Regions from separate parts of the Homo sapiens genome. Here region 1 is linked to region 2. A link is an interaction called in ENCODE POLR2A ChIA-PET data of the cell type or tissue named here. Cell type or tissue: A673. All regions are shown on one strand. Links, peaks and the distances in the headings refer to the core of each region. The heading gives the core; the rest is flanking DNA. Region 1 overlaps GPD1L (glycerol-3-phosphate dehydrogenase 1 like). Region 2 has its middle 33 kb from the start of CMTM8.

Region 1 (8,000 bases), core at 1-8,000, 50 kb after region 2:
TGCTCAGTAAATCGGCAAGAGAAAGTGCTGTGGAGCAGGTAGGGCTGGAGAGTGGCCTCAGGAGAGGCTGGGAAGCTTTTCTGGTGCTACAGGGCTCACTCTCTCAATCAGGTGGCAAATAAACTGACTTAAGCCCACCTTTAACACACAACTGGCCTGGAAGGGCAATGGAGGATGGATGCACCCACCCATCTATCCATCCATTCACCCATCCCACCCATCCACTCACCCATCTATCCATGCACCCATCCATTATCCATCCCTCCGTCTATCTCATCCCATCCCACCCACCCACCCATCATCCATCCATTCACCCATCCCACCCATCCACTCACCCATCTACCCATGCGCCCATCCATCATCCATCCCTCCATCTATCTCATCCCATCCCACCCACCCACCCATCATCCATCCATTCACCCATCCCACCCATCCACTCACCCATCCACCCATGCACCCATCCATAATCCATCCATCCATCCATCCATCCATCCATCTCATCCCATCCCATCCCACCCACCCATCATCCATCCATTCACCCATCCCACCCATCCACTCACCCATCTACCCATGCACCCATCCATCATCCATCCATCCATCTATCTCATCCCATCCCTTCCCACCTGCCAACCCACCCACCCATCATCCATCCCTTCATCCCATTCCATCCCATCCCATCCCATCCTAAGCCCCATCTACCCACCCGATGAAGAGACTGGAAGGCTGTGCACCAAACTTAACAGAGCTACCTTCTAATGGTATAATGTTGGGCTAACTCGTCCTTCCTTCTTTTCTGACTTGACATTTTAATAACATAACCATACTTTTTAATAAAAACAAAAAAGTAATTTTTACAAATTTTAAAACGTATGATATGTAGCTTTTACCAAACACCCTGCGAGACAAACTAGAATCTTAAATTTTGTATTTTATAACATGACTTATAGAATTGAGCTCCTTTCATTGAAGTTGAGCCTGGTTTTGTGTAAACACATGTTTTGGGAGTAGGTAGATGCTTCTCATCACAGACGTTCACATCACACAAAGGACTGAACTAATCCAGATAAGTTCTAAGGGCACTTGTCAAATAGTCTAGCTCATCTCCGTGGGGCTGGAAGTCCTGAGAATAGGAATGATGGACATTTATCTGGTCTCATGGGCGACTGAGAGACTTACTTGTCCAGTAGTCCCTTCTGTTTGAGGATGCGGTACACTTCAGCAGAAGTCTGCGGTCCTTGGAGCTTTTGCCCATTCAGCATCTCCTTCTCCAACTCTTCAATGGTCTTAAAAACAAAGGATTATATATTTAAAAAAACTATGGTAAAGACTAAAGAATCATTTATTTGTTTAATTTTTAAGTGTTTTTTTTCTTTTTTTTTTTTTTTAGAGAATGGGTCTTGCTATGCTGTGCAGGCTGGCCTCGAACTTGCGGCCTAAAGCAATCCTCCCACCTTGGCCTCCCAAAGTGGTGGGATTACAGGCATGAGCCACCACGCCCGGCCTAGCATCAATTATTTCAAGAGCAGAGTGAGAGAAGAGCTTCAGTCCCCTGCTGGAAGCCAAGGAAAGATAAAGACACAAAGATAAAGAACAGAAGAGTCAAGTGAAAAAGCAGCCAGGCAAACGGAACAATCCCAGCAAATAGATGCTGGCATGAAATCTCCACTGGGCTGCAGTTCACCCCAAGCCAGGAGTCTCAAGTGAGGAAGGAGGGGGTGCGGGAGAGCAGGTGAGGGGCTACCTTCCCAGTTCTGGCGAAGGCCTCGGCCACCCTGCGGTTCCGCCCTCCGTAACAGGTGGTGATCAGGTCGGCCACCCCGCAGCTCTCTAGGAAGGTGGCTGTAGACACTTGGCCTTTGCAGAAGATCCTGGCAAAAGCAATCATTTCCATGAGTCCCAGGCGGATGACGGCCGCTTTGGTGTTGTCTCCACAGCGGAGGCCGTCGCAGAACCCAGCTCCCACAGCTACGATGTTCTGCAAAGGAGATGACAAAGCCCAGATGCCGTTACAGCACCCACCACGGGTATGGATGCCAGAGGTGGTGGGGGATGCCGAGGCAGGGGCAGACCAGGGACATTGGCTCCATCTTCAAAATACTCAATGCCGGGCTCTGCTCTTGTACACCTGGGTGAAAGAGATGACGAAAGGAGAGACAGGGCTTCCATATTCCCCTTTCTAGGACAAAGAGCCCATATTTGGGGTCAGCAGTTGAAGAGCATTGGACAGAAAATCAGAACGGCTGATAGTAGTCTTTGGTTAAATAATGTTTGGACAAACTACTTTACTTTTTGTTTTGTTTTAAATGGAATGCTTTATGCAACCATAACATTCATACAGAAAAGTACACAAATCCTAAGTGCACGGATTGAAGAATTTTCACAAACTGAGCATACCCCCATAGCCAGCACACTGATCAAGGAGAAAAGCACAGCCAGTGCTTCAGGAAGCTCCCGAGAACCCCTTCCAGCCCACCTCCACCACCAAAGGTAACCACTCTCCTCACTTCTCACAGCATAGATGTGTTTTACCTGCCTTTCAACTTTTTGTGAATGGAGTCATACAATATGTAATATTTTATGTGTAGCTTCATCTTAATTCAACATCGTGTTTGTGAGATTCATCCATATTTTTACATAGAGCACATTTATTTTAATTGCTGCATAGTATTCCATTTTGTGAATATGCTGCAATTGATTTAATTATCTCCTGTCAACTGGCACTGGGGTAGATTCCAGTTTGGGGCCATGACAAACAGTGCTGCCATGGACACCCTGGCACATGCCCTCCGGTGACTACGTGCAGGCAATCCTGTTGGGTATGACCTAGGAATTGAAACACTGGGTCATGAGGCCTGTATGTGTGCAGCTCAAATTCCAGCCTTTTGCTTCATTTAATAATCCCCAAATGAGTATTTATGGAGCACTCACTCTCTGCATGGCCTCTGCTAGACACAAGGCAAATGAGACACAGAGCCTGCCTTTTCAGAAGCTGAAAATCTGCTAAGGGGGCTGGCAATCTAGGCCAACTGCCTGTTTTGTAAATAATGTTTTACGGGAACCCAGCCATACCCATTCATTTACACATCGTCTATGGTTGCAGATTTGAGTAATTGCAACAGAGACCATATGGTCCACAAGGCCTCTTCTGTCTGGCCCTGATGGAAAACGTTTACCAGCCCTGACCTTACAGGAAAAATAAAACGTGTACAAATAACTGTTAATGCTCAGCAGAAAGTGATATTCCATAAAAGGTACTGAGAATCTGAAATTCCGTTTCAACAGGTATGCACTGAGCATGTACTGTGTGGGGAGCACCCCACTCAGCCCTGGAGGGACACAGTGATTGCAGGGGCTAGCGGGTGGCAGGGGGAATGCAGGGGCTGAAGATGCCCCCAGGGGAGAGCTGCAAAGATGAGAGTTAAGACATAGAGCTTGTCCTCAAGGAGCTGACAATCTGGCTGAGAAAAGAGACACAACAAAGCACATCAAAAGGCAGAGGGGATGGAGTGAACCTGGGAGGTGGAGCTTGCAGTAAGCCGAGATCGCACCACTGCACTCCAGCCTGGGCGAGAGCGAGACTCTGTCTCAAAAAAAAAAAAGGCAGAGGGGAGAGAGTGTGCTGACAAGTGGCAGGAGCCACAAGCTTCCGTTCACAGCAGGGAAGGCCACATGGAGGAGGCGGCATCTGAGCTGGGCCCAAATAATAAGTAAAAGTCAGATTACCACCTATGACAAGTAACACCTGCACAGTTGCACAGGTGGCAACTCAGTTGGAACTTCAGTTGAGCCCCTAGGTTCCTGGCCCCTTCCACTTTTCCAGCTCCTTCACCAAGAACACTCAATGCCCCCCAAAAAGCAAATATCCAACTGTCTAACCACACTAGCAATTCCAGTAATACCTGTGACTGTACAGAGAGCCGTGGGAGATTTTAAAACATGAACTTAGTTTGGGAAATGAGTTAAAATAAGTGTATTTTAATAAAACCAAGTTTTATAGTGAAAGAATAACTTTTCTTAAAACATCAGGCCTATAAAATGTGAGGGATGAGATGAAAAACAGAATGAGCTGGGGAATAAAAATGTCTTCTCTAGTACACAGGCAGTTTTTGATAAAACACATCAAACATATCATTGATGTGGCCGGGCTCACCATGACAAACAGACTTGGTCATTTAGATACAGCTATTGCTTACCAGAAGACCGAGGCGCAAAGATACTTCACATGAAAAAAAACATCCAATTGGGCCTCCTGAAGTTTCTGTCTACTCCCCACAGACCCACAGAACAGAGCCCTCTCTTGCCCTCTCCCACGGGGTGATGTGGAATGAAGAGGGCTAGAGAATAAAGGATGGGGATAGGAAGGCCCCCTAGTGTCTTCTCTTCCTGAGCAATAATGTGAGAGCTTACTGCGGTTGCTGCTTATGCCTCTCATTGCAGTCAACATAGAAAGGAAAAAGTGGAAAAATTCTCTAAAAATGATGCAGGCAGAGCTGATGAGGAATTGGTCCTAGGAACTGACAGCCTGACCAAGTGCATATGTCTTCGTAAGGTACCAACTTGCCTGAACCTGCGAAAGCTTCTCAGCCTCTTCCTACCACACAGGCTATGCGAACTATAGGTTTCATCAGTTCTCATCAGTGTGTAATTCCCGGCTTACACACTCTCAGCAACAGGCAGCATCATGGAAGAGGCAAGGCAGAAGCCGTGTGAAAGGAGCCTGGAGAGATGCTGGGGGGTCGGGTGCGATCTAGTTCTGCAGCTCTGCTTCTAGAAGGGGTGAGTTGCCGAGTCAGGATGGGACAGCCAGACCTTTTAGGATGAGTGCTATGCAGAGGCTAAGAGCAGGGACCATAAGAACACCTGGGGCTGGGCCCACCTAGGTCTGGACGCCCTTCCCAGCATAGCAGCCAGACTAAGGAGGCTACAAGGAGACGGAAGCGGTACACGGCACTGACATCCAGAGAGCCTCTACATTGTCACAGTGTGACCTAGGCCAACCACTCCACCTCTCCGGCCATCTTCACCTCAGATGTAAAATTCAGGGCTTGGACAAGACTTTTCAAGGCCCTTCTAGTATTGACATTCTTTCAGGAAAGTTGGTGCAATTGTAGCCTGCACTGGGGCTGCAACCAGTACTGGGGCAACAGATTGACACCTGGGGACATGCAGCGGGTCTGACTGCCGAAGCCCAGAGGCCAGCCCTTGGGTGAGCTGGCCAAGTGGTTTTATTGAAGTTGCCATGCAATGTGGCGAGGCTTAGGCTGTTGGCCAACTGGTCAGATTCCTGAAATTGCTCTCTGATGCCCCCTGGACTGTGTCCCTATTTCCCCCTCCATCACAACATGAACCATTCTGAAACTGTTATATGAAAAACCAACCCCAGGAAATGTCTATGGGCTGAATGGGAGAGAACATGGACTTCTGTTCAACAAGGGGCTCCTGTCAACAGAGGAGGGGAGGCACTTATTTATTACGTGCCTTCAGCCAGCCCAGGCTAGTTACACACTGCCTCATCATCATTCCCATGACTCAGAAGTATGTACCTATCCTCCTATTTCCCAACTGGCACAACTGAGGCTCAGAGAGGTTTAGTGGCCCACTGAGAACACCTCACTGGTAAAAGATGGAGTCTGGATGTGCCCCTGGTGCCTGGCTTTGCAGCCCGCTCTGTCCCCTGTGCCTTGCTGCTCCAGTGTGGGAAATCTGCCCTTCCTCCAACCTCGGTCAAAAAGACCTGCCTGACCCTTTGCAATTGGTTGTCAAAGGAGAGTGCCTCCCTGGCCTACACCAAGGCTTGGGAGGTAAAAACGGTAGCTTAGGTTGGGCATAATCCTAGCACTTTGGGAGGCTGGGGTGGGTGGATTGCTTGAGCTCAGGAGTTTGAGACCAGCCTGGGCAACATAGTGAAACCCTGTTTCTACCAAAAATACAAAAAATTAGCTGGGCATGGTGGCATGCACCTTTCGTCCCACCTACTTGGGAGGCTGAGGTGGAAGGATCACTTGAGCTGGGGAGGCGGAGGTTGCAGTGAGCCGAGATCATGCCACTGCACTCCAGCCTGGGTGACAGAGTGAGCCTGTCTCAAAAAAAAAAAAGTAGCTTAGGAGAAGAAAAGGTAATAAAAAATAGCAACAGCAAACCTTACTGAACTGTTCTAAGAGCTTCATATATTATTACCTCATTTAAACCTCACAACATTGTCACAGGGCAGGTCCTATTATCATGGGAACATGATAGGAAACTGAAGCACACAGAGTAAGGACCTTGCCCGAGAAGATCACGCCACACCGTGCTGCTCTAGGGTCAGTGAGTGAAAGGCACAGAGAGGCCACCGCAGAGTCCAGATGAGAACTTTCTAACAGGAAGAGCTGACCTCACCCAACAGGAAAGATTTAGCAGGAGCTCTCTGCAACCAGAACCATCCAAGCAGGACTGTATGGACAGGCCCTGAGCTCCAAAGCAGTGTTTCTATGTTGCTGTACTCAGAAAAGCCACATGAGGGTGCCTGGGTGCTCCCTCACAGCTCCTCTGTGGCCCCTTCACTGCAGGGCATGGGAGTCTAGACCACCCCAAAGCTTCTACTAGAAGCTTTTACTAGACATTTAACCTTCCCACCAGGGGAGATCAGGAGACCTAGTGCAGGGTAAACTCCTCTCTTCTAAGAGGACCCTGGGCTGCAACCCAGTTTAGTCGCCTTATGACAGATCTTGAAATCCTCATTCTCTCCCTCCACCACTTACCATTGTCAAAAGAAAAATAAAGATACTGAGCCAGTCAGAGCGTGTTTGAACAGCATCCGAGCAGATGTCCTCCGAGATCGCTCAGATGTGAAAGTTATCATTATCCACTGTGCATTTAAATCTGCTTTAAACTCTTTTGGAGCTAAAAATACCATAATTTTCAGAAAACAGACGTATGTAGCTCTTCCCCATCTCCTGAGTGACGGAATACTCAGAGGCAATCATCCACTCTTGAGTGTACTCTTTCCAGTTCTGAATAGGGGTGGGTTGGATGGGGCTCAATTCCTCTCCCACTTCCACCTTCCCACAAAAAGAATAAAGAACAGGAGAACCAGCCCATGCTACCTGCAGGTTACATAAACATTCTCACCACCCAGCAAGAACTGCCTCCCCAAAACCCAAGTCAGTACTCACTGTTTTCTCTCAGTCCAACAATCCATCCGACTCCTCCTGAGGCTAGCTGCCAAGAGGAGACTGTCTGCAGGGTTTGGGATTACTAAAGGCAAGGTGCCACATATTGTTTGCTGCTGGCCCCTGTCTAAGGCAGCCTGGCTGAGATGTCAAGGAAGGCTGAGGCAGGCCCACACTTGGCCCACCTAGTCGGTCGCACCAATATGAAGCTGCCTTAGCTGGAAGAGCGTTGTCCAATAGAAGTTTCTGCAATGATAGAAATGTTTTATATTTGCTCTATCGAATACAGTAGCCATTAGTCAGCCACTGAGTCTTCAAAATGTAGTTACTGTGACTCCGAAATGGAATTTTTAGTTTTTAAGAATTTTAATTAATTTGAATGTAAATATAAATAGTACATATGTCTAGTGGCTAGCATGTCAGATTATGTAGGCCTTGCTCTCACTCACATAAAGGTGCTTTTGGGCGAGCAGTGGCCCTGACTACAGATGAGACCCAAAGCTGGGCATCCCGGCATGGTTTACCACAGCCAAAGCCCTGGAGCAAACCTACATGCCCAGCAATTAGAACTGCAGAACAGCCCCACAAAGGAACACCACCAGCCTGTACCACGGGCTGCTGCTTTATCCCCAATCTATTCTTTCCTTCTACAATAATAGAATCTCTTATTTTAATGCAAGTATATGGCTATCCAGAAAAAAGATCCCCAAAATGATTTTCCAGCCTGCCTTGTAGCTAGTTATGGTCACACCTAGTGTACCCACTGAGATGAAGCCAAGTGACAAGGTTGATTTTCCAGAACCTTCCTTGAAAGATAGCTGCCACGTGCTCTTTGTCTGTCTTTTTTTT
Region 2 (16,738 bases), core at 3,413-11,412:
TTCCCACCACTTTGGGAGGCCAAGGAGGCTTGAGGCCAGGAGTTTGAGACCAGCCTGGGCAACATAGTGAAATCCCATTTCTACAAAAAATAAAAAATTAGCTGGGCATGGCAATGTGTGCCTGTAATCCTAGCTACTTGGGAGGCTGAGGTAGGAGCATCACCTGAGCCCAGGAGACTACAGTGAGCCATGATTGGACCACTGCACTCCAGCTTGGGTGACGAAGTGAGACACTGTCTAAAAAAAAACAAAACAAAACAAGAAAAAAACCCAAAACAATCCAGGCATGGTGGCTTATGCCTGTAATCCCAGCACTTTGGGAGGCGAAGATAGGCGGATGGCTTGAGCCTAGGAGTTCGAGGGCAGCCCTGGGCAATATGGCGAAACTCTATCTCTATCAAAAATAAAAATAAAATAAGCTGGATGTGGTGGCATGTACCTGTAATCCCAACTACTTGGGAGGCTGAGGTGGGAGGATCGCTTGAGCCTGGAAGGTCGAGGCTGCAGTGACTCTAGCTGGGGTGATAGAGAGAGACCCTGTCTCAAAAAAAAAATTTTTTTTAAGTTAGTATGCTTTGTACACACACACACACAGACACACACACACACACACACACACAAACACATGCATACATCAATGCAAAGATACTTTTTCTGGAGGTCAGTGTCACTTTACTTGTTAATGGAGTATAAATCAGTTACCAGTTATAATCCTAAAATCCAATGATCCAAAAGAGCCTTTCTTTATTTTTAATTTTAAAGAAAAGAAATTGCAAACACAGTACAAAGAGGTGCTTGGAACCCTGAAGCCAGCTTCCCCCGATGGTTACATCTGGTATAACCATAGTATACTATCCAAGCCAGGAAAGTTTTTTTTTTTTTTTCTCACTTCTTTTTGAAACATCAAGTCATCATTTTGGGAAAATCCTGCTGTAAATATGACAAGAGACACTTTGAATTCTTTATACCCACATAAAATTTTTCTACAAGGTTTCTATATAGTAGAAGGACCTATTAACAACTTTAATTAGTGAAAGTAACAAGATATCAGGTCACAGGCCTGGGTAGATGTCAACAACATAACATGTAATGGGCTTTGACGGACAATATTGTTTTAAATTCTACACCTTCCTAGTTTGAATAAACTGAATTTAGAGTAAAAAATGGTATTGATGGCCCAAACACATTTATACTTAGTGGTAATGAGACTGAAAATAAATTTTTCTTAAAGTACTAGGTACTTCATAGTACATCATATATACTTTGGAGCATTGCTCCAAACAGCAATCAGCAGCATCTGTAACAATCATAAGAACGATGGCATCAGTATATTTTAGTTGGAACTTAAAAACTTGCCTTCAAGGCCTCACCCACATTAGTTCCTCAAAAGCTGTGTGTTTTATTTTGGCACCTTCATTTGATACCTCATTCCCTTCACTCTTGAGGTTGCATTTAGCAAAATCAAAGAATGCAAATAACACAGTAATAAGAGTATTCCCAAAATGCAGTTTCATCATTATTAAGCAGGTGGTTTGGGGCTTGGCAAACATAATGACAGTGTATTTCATAAGCTAGAACTATGAAGCAGAGCACAATAGCAAGTCAAAAGAATCTGTAAGATAAAAAAATAATTTATTTAATTAAGAAATACTTACTGAAGGTCACCCGGTGGGCAGCACAGTCCTGGGCACTGGGTATACAATGCTAGATTAGACTTTTTCCCCCAACAGTTTGACATCTCAAAAGTAGAGAGGTAGCTAATGGTGTCTTAAAAACACTATTGGGCCAGGCGTGGTGGCTTACACCTGTAATCCCAGCACTTTGGGAGGCCGAGGCGGGTGGATCCCAAGGTCAGGAGTTTGAGACCAGCCTGGCCAAAATGGTGAAATCCCGTCTCTACTAAAAATACAAAAATGTAACTGGGCATGGTGGCACACGCCTATAATCCCAACTACTCCGGAGGCTGAGGCAGGAGAATCACTTGAACCTGGGAGGCAGAAGTTGCAATGAGCCGAGACCACACCACTGCACTCCAGCCTGGGGCACAGAGTGAGACTCCATCTCAAAAAAAAAAAAAAAAAAAAAATTTAAAGCACTGTCGTCCAGATAGTAGTTGTCACTGCCTACACGTTTGTGAATTTAGTTATAATTCCTTTAATGTTTTGGTCAGACTTAGTCCATTTTGTATGCTATAACAGAATACATAAGACTGGGTAATTTATAATGAACAGAAGTTTAGGCCCAGCATGGTGGCCCATCCCTGTAATCTCAGCACTTTGGGAGGCCAAGGCAGGTGGATCACTTGAGGTTAGGAAATCGAGACCAGCCTGGACAACATGGCAAAACCCCGTCTCTACTAAAAATATAAAAATTAGCTCAGCGTGGTGGCGGGCACCTGTAATCCCAGCTACTCAGGAAGCTGAGGCAGGAGAATCACTTCAACCTGGGAGGAGGAGGCTGCAGTGAGCTGAGATCATGCCCCTACACTCCAGCCTGGGCAACAGAGGGAGACTCCATTTCAAAAACTAAATAAAATGAAAAATAAAAAGTTTATCATTTCTTGGTTCTGGAAGCTGGGAAGTTCAAAATCAAGGGGCCAGCATCTAGCGAGGGCCTTCTTGCTGCATCATCTCATGGTGGAAGGGCAAATAGAAGGTGAGAAGGAGAGAGTGGATAGAACTCATAGCCTCAAGCCCTTTTAGAATTGGCTTTAATCCATTCTTGAGAGCAGAGTCCTCATGACCTAAGCACTTCACATTAGGCCTCACCTCCCAATACTGTTGCATTGGGGATTACGTTTTCAACACATATTTTTTGGGAAGACACACTCAAATTATATCAGTCAACAAATCATTTAAAAAGCATTTAAAGAAGGAATGTGAGTCCTGGTTATTGTCTAAAACCCATCTATTGACCCAGAAAAATCATTAAGACTCACAAAATGGGTGTCAAAGCATTGGGAAAAACCTGGAAACAAGAATGGAGCACTTTTTTAAGAGATCCTGAATATATATGATACTTGTGATGTCTTAGAGGACAATATGATTCATATACAATCTATACATTATATATGTATTAATAAACATATTTTCCTTTTACATATACACAAGAGGAAGATATGATAAAAATTTGTGTAAATAAGTCTACTAAAAAGGCCAAAGTAATCCAATAGGAAAATAAAAATCTTTCAATGGATGGTGCCAGAACAATGGATACCAATGAGAAAAAATAATTTGCTCTCTACCTCATACCGTATCCAAAATTAATTTGAAACCTTAAGGTGGTGGATAATAGGGTATAAAATTTCAACTTTTTTGTATGATTGAAAATTTTCAAAATAAGATGGTGAAAAAAATTTTTAAAAAGAAGTCCAGGCTGGGCACGGTGGCTCATGCCTGTAATCCCAGCACTTGGGGTGGCCAAGGCGGGTGGATCACGAGGTCAGGAGTTCAAGACCAGCCTGGCCAAGATGGTGAAACCCCATCTCTCCTAAAAATATGAAAATTAGCTGGGCTCGGTGATGGGCACCTGTAATCCCAGCTACTCAGGAGGATGAGGCAGGAGAATCGCTTGAACCCGGGAGGCAGAGGTTGCAGTGAGCTAAGATCACGTCGTTGCACTCCAGCCTGGGCGATAGAATGAGACTCCATCTCAAAATAAATAAATCAAAATAAAAAATAAAAATAAGTTCAAAAGAGCTCTTTCAAGAAGTACAAAACAAAAATTTTTAGTGATAAGGAGTCATTGTCTCATAGTTTAATTGACAGGGTTTCTCTCTATTAATTGTACACAAAATAATGATATATCTTACAGTTGATGAAATTTTAGATTTGAAGAAATATAATCGTTCATAGGGTGGAAGAGAATACAATCTTCCCTGACCTTTAGGAGCTTACAGTAGAGAAAGGAACATGAACCTCAGAATGGGTGGCATTGAGTGCTGTAATGGGACCGTAGGAGCGCACCTACAAAGCAGCTCTTATATTTTAGAGCTTTATAGCTTGCATTGGGCTTCCACGTTTATATTTATGGCATCTTCTTAACCATCCTGTAGTAGGCCACATGATTAGCCCAATATACACTGGTTTAATGAACCCATAAAAAGAATGGGGCCCAAAGAAGTTAAATAACTTAACTAGAATCATTTGGCTAGTAAAGGCTCAGTCTCAGACAAGGTTCTTCCAATAATTCTTCCTCCTAAGCCACATTTGTTTTAGGTTGGGTTCCCTAGAAGCAGAGCCTGAGATGGGGATGCCTTTGTGCAAGTGATTTATTGAGGTTGTGATCTCAGGAAATACCTGTAAGGGACTAACGGATGTAGGATAGGGCCAGGGATTGAAGCTAAGTGGAGATGTAGGTTCAGCCCAAGTCCAGCCTCAGTCCGATCTCATGGGCAACCCTGGAGAGGAAGTTTTCCCACTTTGGGGTAAGAGGCTGGGATTACATACCCCTCTATCAGTCTGTCAATGGCGTTGGGTGCCACACCTTCTCATGTTGGGAATATGCATCTCTGAACAAGGTGGTTCTGAGTGCAGTTATCTGTAGAAGGTGGGGAGCTGTGACCCATTAGCAGCCAAAAGTCAGCAGCAGCTAGGGAATGGTTCTGCCAGCCAGGTAAGGCGATCTTGGTGGGGCAGCAACCACATCTACTACACCACCGCCGCTCTCAGTGAGAATTCTATCAGAGACATAGCCTCACATATTATCTTAGGGGAGGGTCATTGTCCTCGCTAATGACTTCCCTGTGAGATATTGTGAACAGGTAGCATTTAGCCATTAGGCCTGCTCTGAGAGTTAGACAATATTTACTGCAAAATAGATATTCCCGTGACATTATGTTCTGCTGGTCTAGAGGTCTTAGTTCCAGAGGGAGGAATGCTGCTATCAAGAGACACAACGATTCCATTAAACTGGAAGTTAAGATTGTCACCTGGTCACTTTGGGCTCCTCCTACTTTTAAGTCAACAGGCTAAGAAGGGAGTTACAGTGTTGGCTGGGGTGATTGACCTGGACTACCAAGATAAAATCAGTCTACTACTCCACAATGGAGGTAAGGAAGAGTATGCGTGGAATACAAGAGATCCATCAGGGTGTCTCTTAGTATTACCATGTCCTGTGATTAAGGTCAATGGGAAACTACAATAGCCCAATCCAGACAGGACTACAAATGGCCCAGAACCTACAGGAATGAAGGTTTGGGTCATTCCACCAGGTTAAAAAAAAAACATGACCTGCTGAGGTGCTTGCTGAAGACAAAGGGAATACAGAATGGGTAGTAGAAGAAGTTAGTCATCAGTATCAGCTACGACCATGTGACCAGTTGCAGAAACAAGGAGCGTAATTGTGAATACTTCCCCTTATTTTGTTAAGAATATGTTTGTGCATGTATACACTTGTACGAAGAAAATATCTTCATTTTAAATTTCCTTTCTTTTTCCTTTATCGTGTGACATAAGATTTTTTGACTTTATATCAGCATTTAAGTGTTGTTAACTTTATATAAAAACATTTAGGTTAAGGATTAGTGAGCTTCTGGTTGTACAAAGGATAGCTGTATTATGTTAGGTGTAATTATGACCTTATTATTGTCTTTATTTGGAAATTATGTATGATTTCAGGAAATGTGTATGGCTTCAAGTTGACAAGGGGTGGACTTGTGATCGTTAATATTGTCAACTTGATTGGATTGAAGGATGCAAAGTATTGTTCCTGGGTGTGTCTGCGAGGGTGTTGCCAAAGGAGATTAACATGTAAGTCAGTGGACTGAGAGAGGCAGACCCACCCTCAGTCTGGGTGGGCACCATTCTCAACAGCCGCCAGCCTAAAAGCAGGAATGGAAAGGGCAGACTTGCTGAGTCTTCCAGCTTCCAACTTTCTCCTGTGCTGGATACTTCCTACCCTCGAACATCTGACTCCAAGTTCTTCAGCTTTCGGACTCTTGGACTTACACCAGTAGTTTGCCAGGGGCTCTTGGGCCTTTGGCCACAGACTGAAAGCTGCATTGTCAGCTTCCCTACTTCTGAGGTTTTGGGACTCGACTGGCTTTCTTGCTCCTCAGCTTGCAGACAGCCTATTGTGGGACTTCACTTTGTGATCCTGTGAGTCAATTCTCCTAATAAACTCCCCTTCATATATACATCTATCCTATTAGTCTGGTCCCTCTAGAGAACCCTGACTAATACAATAGAGTTAAAGACAAACTCCTTGTACTGCTTTATCTCAGCTTACTGTAGAGGTCATAAACCAGGGTCAACAGGCAGGATTTGGCTCGCAGATGCATTTCATCTGGACAGTACAGTGTTTAGATGTTTTAAAAAGTTGGTTGCCAACATTTAAAAATTTGGAGATTCCAAATTGTGGGCTCTCTTGCTTTCACTGATAACTTGAAAGGGCTGAGCGGCTGTGCCAACATTCCAACATGGCAACAATTTGAGTCTCAATGTAAAGCAAGCTGAGCGGTGGCCTCCCATTGCAGACAGGCGTTCTCCCACCTGGTGGGGTCCACCTCTCACTTTCACTGTGTCTGCCCTGAGGGTATTGCAATTAGTGACCCCAGGTATAACCTCCTTGCAAACCCTTTGCATGTATTTTTAAGAAAATTTTATGAAAAGTGTATATACTTGGCCCAGTTCTTCATCTACACAGTATAATTAACTTATTAAACTTGAAGTATAATATACATATAAAAAGTGCCTATTTCACAGTGTACACCTTGATGAGTGTTCACAAATTAAACATATCTGTGTGATAATACCCAAGTCAAGAACCAAAACATTTCTAGCACCACAGAAGCCCCCTTCTGTCCCCTTCTGGTTACCCCTGCCCCTGGGTCACCACTGTCCCGATCTCTATCAACATAGATCAATTTTGTCTGTTTTTGTAGCTTCTAAAAATAGAATTGCCTATCTAGTATAACTTCAGAAATATTTTCGATAGAATATGTTTGACTCCAGTTTGTAATAAAGCGATACACTTTACTGTCCTGCCATACACTTTGCAGAGCCTTCTGCCTCAGCCATAGAATAACTGCATTTCCAGGTGAGCTGGGCACAGTTTAATTCCATTGAGGTTTTCGGTACACTCCTGGGAAGAACTTGGTCAAGAAGACATTGTACACGAAAAGGACCTCTGAGTGTTGGCACCTCAGGAAGTGAGTTGTGCTCTACCAGGGAAGATAATAAGATTTTACCTACAACAATAGCCTTTGTTTTCAGTCTACGTGTAATTAACAAATCCCCTGCTCAATGCCAAACTCTGGGGATATATACAAGAGAAACTTCCCCTTAAGATCTCATAGTCTGGCCTGTAGCTGCTATTTCTAGTTCAGGATGATAAGTGAGTGCATGACTCTGGAGTCAGACTGCCTAGGTTTAAAATCATGTCACCGCCAATCAGCTGTGTGACTTTGGCTCAGTTCCTTAAGCTCTCTGTGCTTCAATTTCCTCACCAGTAAAGATTATTAATAGTACCTGCTTCGTGGGTCTATTTTGTGGCTTAAATGAAATCGTTTGACCGGGTGTGGTGGCTGACACTTGTAATCCAGCACTTTGGGGGGCAATGTGGGAGGATTATTTGAGGCTAGAAGTTCAAGACCAGCCTTAGCAATACAGTGAGACCCTCACCCCACCCCCAGCCCCTTGTCTCTACAAAATAATAATAATAATAAAAAGCCAGGCATGGGGACACATGCCTATAAACCTGTACTCCTAGCTACTTGGGAGATTGAGGCAGGAGGATTGCTTGAGCCTAGGAGTTCGAGGTTGCAATGAGCTGTGATTGTGCCACTGCACTCCAGCCTGGACAAACAGAGTGACAGCCTGTCTCTAAAGATAAAAAATTTAAAACATTTAAAAAATAAATATGAAAGAAAAATGTCAAAAAAAGACCAAAAAAAAAAAAAAGGAAGTCATCTAAGTAAAGCACTTAACACAGTATCCAGAACATGCGGACAGCTCAGTAAATGTCATCATTGTTATTGTAAAGGAACACAGAAACATATGAGGCATACTGAGGAGGGACTCTAACCCAGGCTGGATGGAGTCAGGGGCTGGGGGAGATAGGAAGTGGAGAGGAATGGAAGGAGGTAGAGGAATAATCAGAAAAGCCTCCAATTAGGTGATCCCTTGCTTGAGTTTAAAGGTGCCCTTCAGGAGTTAGCCAAATATTATACAAGTTAACCAAGGGGAGAAAGGACCGGAATGTGGCAGAGAGAGGAAGGGTGTTTAGGAAGGAGGAACAGCCTGTGCAAAAGAAAAAAGGCACGAGTGAGAATTACATGTTCTGGGCATTACACCCCAAAGTGTTTTCCTGAAGAAACCAAGAAGTGGCAGGAAATGAGTTTAGCAAAGTGCATAAGGGTCAGATTATGCAGACTGTTAGGAAAAATTAGAAATAAAACCAAGTGATGATGACTGCATATGACTGCAGTATCATACTGAATTTCTGAGTAAAGGGCCCACCCAAGGGCTATTTATTTCTCTAGGCAAATGTACCATTGTGAGATTTTGCTACTTTTTTTTTTTTTTGAGACAGAGTCCTGTTCTGTCGCCCAGGTTGGAGGGCAGTGGGCTCACTGCAACCTCTGCCTCCTGGGTTCAAGCAATTCTCTTGCCTCAGCCTCCCACATAGCTGGGATTACAGGTGTGTTTCACCACACTCTGGTAATTTTTTTGTATTTTTAGTAGAGACGGGGTTTTGCCATGTTGGCCAGGCTGGTCTCGAACTCCTGACCTCAGGCTATCTGCCTGCCTCAGCCTCCCAAAGTGCTGGGATTATAGGCGTGAGCCACCATGCTCAGCCTTTTCTGTTTTTTGAGACAGAGTCTTGCTTTGTCACCCAGGCTGGAGTGCAGTGGGGTGATCTCGGCTCACTGCAACCTTTGCCTCCTGTGTTCAAGTGATTCTCGTGCCTCAGCCTCCTGAGTAGCTGGAATTACAGGCGTGTGCCACCACGCCTGGCTAATTTTTGTATTTTTAGTAGAGACAGGGGTTCGCCATGTTGACCAGGCTAGTCTCAAACTCCTGGCCTCAAGTGATCCACTCTCCTCGGCCTCCCAAAGTGCTGGGATTACAGGTGTAAGCCACAGTGCCAGCAGATTTTGATACTCACTATTAATTAAGGACTCAGACTTTGTGACGTTCCATGTAAATTAGTAGATTTGGGTCTACCAGAGATGTAAATAATTTCTGTCTGGTAGAAAAATAATCCCGAAGGTTACAATTTTATTGCCTTGCAGGATATTAGCCAGCTTTATGTCTAACCTAGCAAACTTATTCTAATCATTTTTTAAAGGACCATATAAATCCTAGTTCCCCAAGCAGTCCAGCTCTATTTTCTGATTGGTTCCCTCACTAATTAATGAATTCAATAAATTTTAACCTTTTTGTTCTGTATTTGTATGAAAGTCTAATTTTTTCAGTTTTCAAAATTATACTTTGATGAAGGCCATTGCATACCATGATAAGAGGTATGGAATTTATCCTTAAAAGAGGAGGAAAACTTTGAAATATTTATGCACAAGGATGACATGATTATATTGGCATTTGGAAAGGTCATTTTTTCAGCAGTGTCTAAAAGGAGTGAGATAGTCATTGACGTGAAATTTAATTCTGAAAACCAGTGGACATTTGGTGGCAACAGTAGCGATAAGAATTTCTGAATATCCTGGGAGCAGGTAGTAATTTCCATATGGAAATTTTATCATGTACAGAATCAAGAAAGAATGGTATTTACACTGCAGTTTAGGAGGATGTCTTGCATATTAATATCTATTAACAACCACTATGGTAATCAGAGGTCATAAATATTTTAAGTAGATAAAAGAAGTTGTGCTCTAGGGTTACCATCAGAAGCACATTATCAATGTACCCATGGATATGCAGTTAGAAAAATGAGTCATCACTTGCCTTCAGCTGGGAAGAAAGCCAGTTTATCTGCTGTGAAGCTATCTCTAATACCTTTTTCTCTTCTCCTGGTATTCTCTAAACCCAAGAGATGAAGTAGAATAAGGAAACATCTTGGGAAGCTCAAATTATCTGGCAACACTGCCTCTGGTCAGTGAAACCAGGGAAAGGAAGGAGACATACTATTCACATGCCTTTGTGTTTTACACCATTGGAATGAATGCACTGGTGTTCTGCATACTGCTGTACCCGTTGGGCCACCGTCTGTGGGGGCACCATTCATATGGTAGACATTGTAGATCTGGATAAATATGCCTATTTTTTGGTAGTTGTCAGTAAAGTGTCTTGGATCAGGATTGCGTTTTTGCACAAAGGCACCAAATGGGCTAGGAGTGGCCTCATGAATGACTAACTTTTTCACATGTATTTAAAAATGATAACAGGTCAGATTCCTAGGATTTGGGGGGGCTGACATTCTGAAGTGTTTTTCTCATATTACTCATTATTGTACCACTGTTTCTCCCTTAAAATGTACCTATTTCTCCAAAGTTCTGGAAGGTAAGCAGAAGGCACAAGTTCTTCACCCTAATGAGCATGATCTTTCTGTTTTGTGTTACTTTCATATTTAGAATCCTTCCTACAGATGACACTTGTCCGTGTATCTATCTGTCTATCTATCTATCTAGACAGAGTCTTGCTCTGTTGCCCAGGCTGGAGTGCAGTGGCACAATCTGGGCTCACTGCAACCTCCATCTCCTGGGTTTAAGCAATCCTCATACCTCAGCCTCCGAAGTAGCTGGGATTATAGTCATGTGCTATCATGCTGTACTAAAATTTTGTATTTGTAGTAGAGACGGGGTTTTGCCGTTTTGGCCAGGCTGGTCTCGAACTCCTGGCCTCAAGTGATCCACTCTCCTTGGCCTCCCAAAGTGCTGGGATTATAGGAGTGAGCCACCACGCCCAGCTACACTTGTCATTTTAAAAAGCTGCTTAGCATCTACTCTGCCATTAAGATATTACTTTGAATTTAAGACATTACTTTGAATTTCCTTTGGGAAATCACTCTTTCCTCATTCTCAGCCATGTGATTTAGACGGGATTGATTCTAAGGCTGAGCCCCGACTGGCCTAAGTCACCATCTTGGCCACTTGACTGGTTCAGCAAAGGGAATATATCCCAATCAGAACTAGTGAGACAGGAAGGTGTTTTCTGGGGTATTTTGCTGCCACACAGGCGAGAGCCTGATGCTGCTGGAGGGAGAGCAGCTGGTATAGTATGAGAAGAAATCTAAAAGCATAGAAAAAAAAGTCACCCATGGAGACATCATTTGAGTCTTGCATCACATTGATTCTGAAGCCAGCACTGCCTTTGGATATTGTGGTTATGTAAGCCAATGTAGTCCATTTCTTGTTCAAGCAATTTGAGGTTTTTTAGGGAGGTTGGTTTTGTTTTGTTTTGATTTTGGCCACATGAAACACACACACATCCTCAACTAATCTGTTCTATTTCTTATGTGATTTGGATTTAACCATTTTCAGACTAATGACTTAAAGGATGACTCCAGGCTACAGCAGATCATTTTAAAAGTAACTATTTGCTATTAAAAGCACTTAAGTTCAGGCGCGGTGGCTGATGCCTGTAATCCCAGCACTTTGGGAGGCCAAGGTGGGAGGATTGCTTGAGCCCAGGAATTCGAGAGCAGCCTGGGCAACATAGGGAGACCTCATCTCTCCAAAAAATTAAAAAATTAGCTGGGCGTGTTGGCATACACCTGTAGTTCCAGCTACTCAGGAGGCTGAGGTGTGGGAGGTCAAGGTTGCAGTGAGCCATGATTGTGCCACTGCGCTCTAGCCTGGGTAACAAATGAGATCCTGTGTCAAACAAAAAACAAAAAACAAACCAAAAGCAGGGGGTGTGGGGGAGGCACTTCAGCACTTAACACAAATTGCTGATGTGAAAGCCTCATATTATTTGAAATTTACAATTACTTTTTTTTTTGCTCTTAAGCAGAAATGATTACCCTGACTACTCTTTCTTGATGTTTTGCTTTGGATAAATGAACTGTAATATCATGCGTTTCCCAGTATGGGTCCCTTCAGGAGAAAGAACCACAGCATAGGTGAAGTAGAGGAGGCTTTATATAAAGAAGCTTTAACTATGCTAAAAGAGTAACAATAAGATACAAGAAAACGCTATATGGTACCCTAGGCTGAGGGAAAGTACTAAAGGAAGCACAAATTTGGAAGAGGTTCACATCTCACTGGAGAAGGTGTGGTTCAGCCCACCAGGCAGCAGAGTGGTTTCCAATTCTGCTGGGCCAAAGCTGGCCTACAGCTGCTGGAAAGCAAAAGGCCACCTTCCAGAGTGCAGCCTGGGAGCTGGGCTTGGGTGAGCGTGGGAGTCCGCATGGGGACAGGAACCCCTCAGGGCACATAGGCTGCACCGGAGCTTTGGTTTCCATGACAAGAGGGCCATGGAAAGGCTGTCACCAGGCTGAGGCTGTAATGTCCCAGAGGGACTGTGTCCTGGGCTGGGGCAGGCTCTACTGGATGTCCCGGGACCCATTTCCACTCGGGAAATGACAGGAGAGTCTCTTCCTCCTGCAGTTTCCTCCAGCGCCCTGTACAGAGAAGTTTAATAAACATCACACCCTACTTCAAGAAGAAATGCTTAAAAGAATTCTAGGCTGATCCCAGAGCATATACTGAAGGTTGCATTCGGAGCTGAGAAGCAATAAATTGTGTTTTTCCAAGAATACAGCTCTGTCCAATTCATTAGGGACTGTTTGGGGGGAAAGAATAACAGAAGTTGCCTAATCTTACATACTCAAATTCCGAGTTGGGTTAAGGGTTTCCTGAAGGGGTGAACTTAGTCCAGGCACGTGTCCTCTAGAGTGTTCTATGTACTAGTATGAAGCAGAAAAAAATGGAGATACGCTGTGCTGAGCAAAGTGATAAGACTGACTGTTGGACACTCCAGAGCTTTCATATGCTAATGTATAATAACTTCTCTCCAAATTACTCAGACTGATAACCCTTTTTCCTTCAGGGTTATGTACAAGTTGCCTATAGCAGATTTTTTTTTCTCAAAATTCCCACATCTTCCCACATTCTCTTCTTACAATGTGATATTGAAACTCTTCCCATTGAGAATTCAGATCTGTTTTTCTTCCTCTGAAATTTGCGTGAGCATACGACTATGTTGGAAGCGATACTACATGGCTTCCAAGGTTAGATTATAAAAGACAAAACAGCTTCTGCTTGGTTCTCTTGGGACAATTGTTCTTGGAACCTAGCCACCATGCTTTCAGGAAGCCTAAGCAGCCACGTGCAGGTTTTATGTCCAAAAGGCCCAGCTGCAGTCCCAGCCAACAGCCAGAATCAGTCACCATACATGTGAGTGAGTGAGTGTTCAGTTGATTCCAGCTCCCAGCCATTGAGTCACTCCCAGCTTCCAGGTCTTCCCAGTCAAGGCCTCCGACATTGTGCAGCCGAGGCCAGCCAGCCATACAAAGTCCTTCCCAATTCCTGGACAAGTAGGATCCATGAGCGTAATACAATGGTTGTCGTTTGAAGCTACGAAGTTTAGCCTGGTTTGTTACACAGTAATAATTACTGGAGCACACCCTGTAGGAAAGACTTTCTTGCAAATCCCAACTGCGTTACAGTTTTGTCCCATCCTTCAATCCTTCTTTTCACTAATATCAGGCTGTCCACTGGTTAGACCAGATATCCACTGCTCTACCAAAATGGTTGCCAGTGTGCTGCAACTCTGTGAGCAAATTCTTCTCCTCTGTGTGACCCATACTGACCCGGGCACTTTCCAGATTCTTTCTCCATAGTGTAAGATATGTTCTCCTTAGGTCTGGAGAGGAGAGGATGCTTGACTTATCCCAGGTTGTTTAACCTTAGGATTGTGTGTTGGTCACAAAGTGTAAAGAAGTGAGTCTGAGCGTAGCCAGTTCTGTTTCTTCCCTTTCAGAGTGACTGCCCACTGGGGTATTAGCCCTCCCCAGGATAACTCCTCCTGCTTCTTCCCACTCCTCCTCTTCCCTTTCCCCCTTTGTTTTCCTCTCTCCTTCCCCTTCCTCTTCTTCTCCTCCTATTCCTCTTCCTCACTCCCTCCTGCTTCTTAAGCAGTTACCAGAAGCCAGGCACAGCAACATAACGAGGTGTGAGCAGTGCTGTCATCCCCTGGTTGGTGCTGTTCGTATTCCTAATCCCTGTGGATCCCTTTACCATTTCTCTGCACACAGGCTTCCCAGCCAGCACCTGAGTCTCTGGTTTCTTTGTCCTAGAATGGTTCTTGGGCTGCCTAGTTGCAAATGCCTGGCAGTTTACACACCTCCTTCCCCCAGTAGCCCTTAACCCTTGTGGAACTAAACCAAAACTTTCCTCTATGGAATCTGGCTTGACATAGCACTTTAGCTTGGCCCTCTTCCCTTCCCTGTCTCCTGGGAATATTTCCTGATATGTCACTTTTGCATGAATCCTAGTCTCCGGGTCTCTTTCCGAGAAATTCAGCTTAAGATATTTCTATTTAATAATCAGGGAAACTGAGAAGTAAATTGCACAATCTCTGTAAAAAAATAAGTGATTGACATTGAGATTTTAACCTGGCTTCCTTTGGATCTCAAATCTACATACCTGCTCATTACTCAATACCGCTTCCCGAAATAAGGCAGCCAGTTAACACCTAGGTCTCTCCCCAGGACAGCTCTAGGCAAAGCACTGCTAGGAAGAGCCACCCATGCCAAGTCAGCTGCCTGTTTATCCACCACCCCACAGTTCTTTAAAGGTAATCCTTTGAGAGCAGATCGTGCTATATTGAAGTTTGCAGCCCCACAACATTATTATGCTCATGACTCTGCAATTTGGACAGGGTTTGGTGGGGAAGGAAAGGCTCGTCTCTGTTCCATGTGGTGTCAGCTGCAGGCCTCAACTGGGGAAAATCTGCCTCTAAGATGGCGCACTCAGGCTTTCAAGTTGGTGCTGTCAACTAGACGATCAGCCAGGGCTGAGGCTGGAGGGGTCTCTCTAGGTGGGTCTCTCCATGTGGCTTCTCATAGCAGCAGAGCCAGGCTCCAAGGGCAAGCCATCCCCAAAGAGAGCCAGGAAGCTGGGTTGCTTCTGTGGTCTGGGCTCAGAAGTCAGATAGTATCACTTCTGCTCTTCTCTACTGATGGAGGCAGTCACAAAGGCCCACCCAGTGTTTTCAAGGGATGGGGACAGCCACAGGCTCCACCTCTTGTTCGGGAGTGGCCAGGTTCTGGAAAACATGTGTGATGGGAGATATTACTGTGGCCATTTTTTGGAAGCACAATCTGCCACACAGATATTATGTTCATTCTCTTGAGTTAGCTTCTGCCAGGCATGGAAGACACGGGCATCAATAATTCTCAGGTTCCCAGCTTCTGCTCTGCCATCCGAGAGGGATGCCCTTCTTGCCTTTGGCCCAGTTTGGGTTGCATCTTTGTTCCAATTGCTGTGGTATGAGATTGGATAATATTATTGGTTTATTTGGGGTTGGGGCCCTACCTCTGCCAATCCCTGTGGCTTAGGGTGTGAGATCTGAAAGCAGATGGCTCTAAACAAGAGGATAAGGATGAGGGTAAGGAGTAGAGCCAGAAGAGGGGAGGGGTGCTATCCTGAGCAGACACATTAATAGCTGTTCACCATAGGCAAGAGACCCTGACCTTAAGACATGCTGTCTTGGAGGCATTGCTTGTAAAGACTTCTCTTCCCTCCCCTCCACTGGGCGGCAAAGAATGTGGCTGCTTGGATAAATGGGCTCCCAGCCTGCCATCCCAAGGGAGGACTTGTATTACTTTATAGACCCAATTCTGCCAATCTAGCTAGAGGTTTAGGTGGAAGTTGTGGAGCTTTATGATTAAAGAAACAAACCCAGCAGGTTTAGCAATAAATGGGATCCATTTCTTCTTGGAAGTTTCTGCTCTGAGAGGTGTAGAGTTGTAAGTTTTATGATCCTTGATGGTGGCAGTCAACCCACATATGTTTCTCAGAACAATTTCTTTGAACACTTCAGATTTTTGTTTGAATTATTTTGTTTTATTTTGTTTGAAATTATTGTTTATTTAAATGGACAGGTATCATTGTATGTTTTTTATCATGTACCACATGATGTTTTGAAGCGCATGTCTATTGCAGAATGGTGAATCTAGCTGATTAACAAAGGATACCTTCAGATTTTGAATGCCAGCACTGGCCCTAAAAAATGAGAACTGCTTGAGACCATCTGAATACAATTTGGATTTTGGGAGGTCAAATATTCAAGACCTTTTGTAATCTGGATCCAGCTAAAAAAATGATAGCCTTTATTTTCACTACCGATTTAAGCTTCAACAAGTAGAATTTAACATAAGGTTTTAAAAGCCAGGCACAGTGGCACATGCCTGTAGTCCTAGTTACTCAGGAGGCTGAAGGGGGGGGAATCCCTTGAGCCTAGGAGTTCAAGGCCAGACGAGGCAACAAGTGACATCCCATCTCCAAAAAACAAATAAATAAAAATAAAATAATGTCTTAAATATCCCTTTTCTTTTCTTTTCTTCTTTTCTTTCTTTTTGTTTTTTTTTTTTTTTTGAGACAGAGTCTCACTCTATCACCTAGGCTGGAGTGCAGTGGCATGATCTCGGCTCCACCTCCTGTTTTCAAGCAATTATCCTGCCTCAGCTTCCTGAGTAACTGGGATTACAGACATGCGCCACCACGCCTGGCTAATTTTTGTATTTTTAGTAGAGATGGGGTTTCACCATGTTGGCCAGGCTGGTCTTGAACTCCTGACCTCAAGTGATCTGCCTGTCTCAGTCTCCCAAAGTG

The links. ChIA-PET counts read pairs that join two places held together with the same protein. Peaks named below come from ENCODE experiments on the same cell type or tissue, not always from the same donor. Only the 100,000 strongest peaks of a DNase experiment are listed, where the experiment ranks them.
Region 1: POLR2A ChIA-PET joins it to region 2 with 5 read pairs; 2 of 35 experiments call an interaction of 5 or more read pairs at or near these places.

What each region holds. Positions count from the first base shown.
Region 1 is chr3:32,152,851-32,160,850 of GRCh38, reverse strand. GPD1L (glycerol-3-phosphate dehydrogenase 1 like) reads right to left here. Exons shown (of 8, transcript NM_015141.4): 6 at 1,742-1,975; 7 at 1,177-1,283. Among named protein-coding and RNA genes, the nearest start is that of GPD1L, 50 kb to the right of the region's middle. In A673, for the core only: CTCF peaks have their summits at 4,373 and 6,498; a DNase peak (open chromatin) is centred at 4,350; H3K27ac peaks cover 451 bases.
Region 2 is chr3:32,197,213-32,213,950 of GRCh38, reverse strand. No RefSeq gene overlaps it. Among named protein-coding and RNA genes, the nearest start is that of CMTM8, 33 kb to the left of the region's middle. In A673, for the core only: no CTCF peak of the experiment used is centred there; no DNase peak of the experiment used is centred there.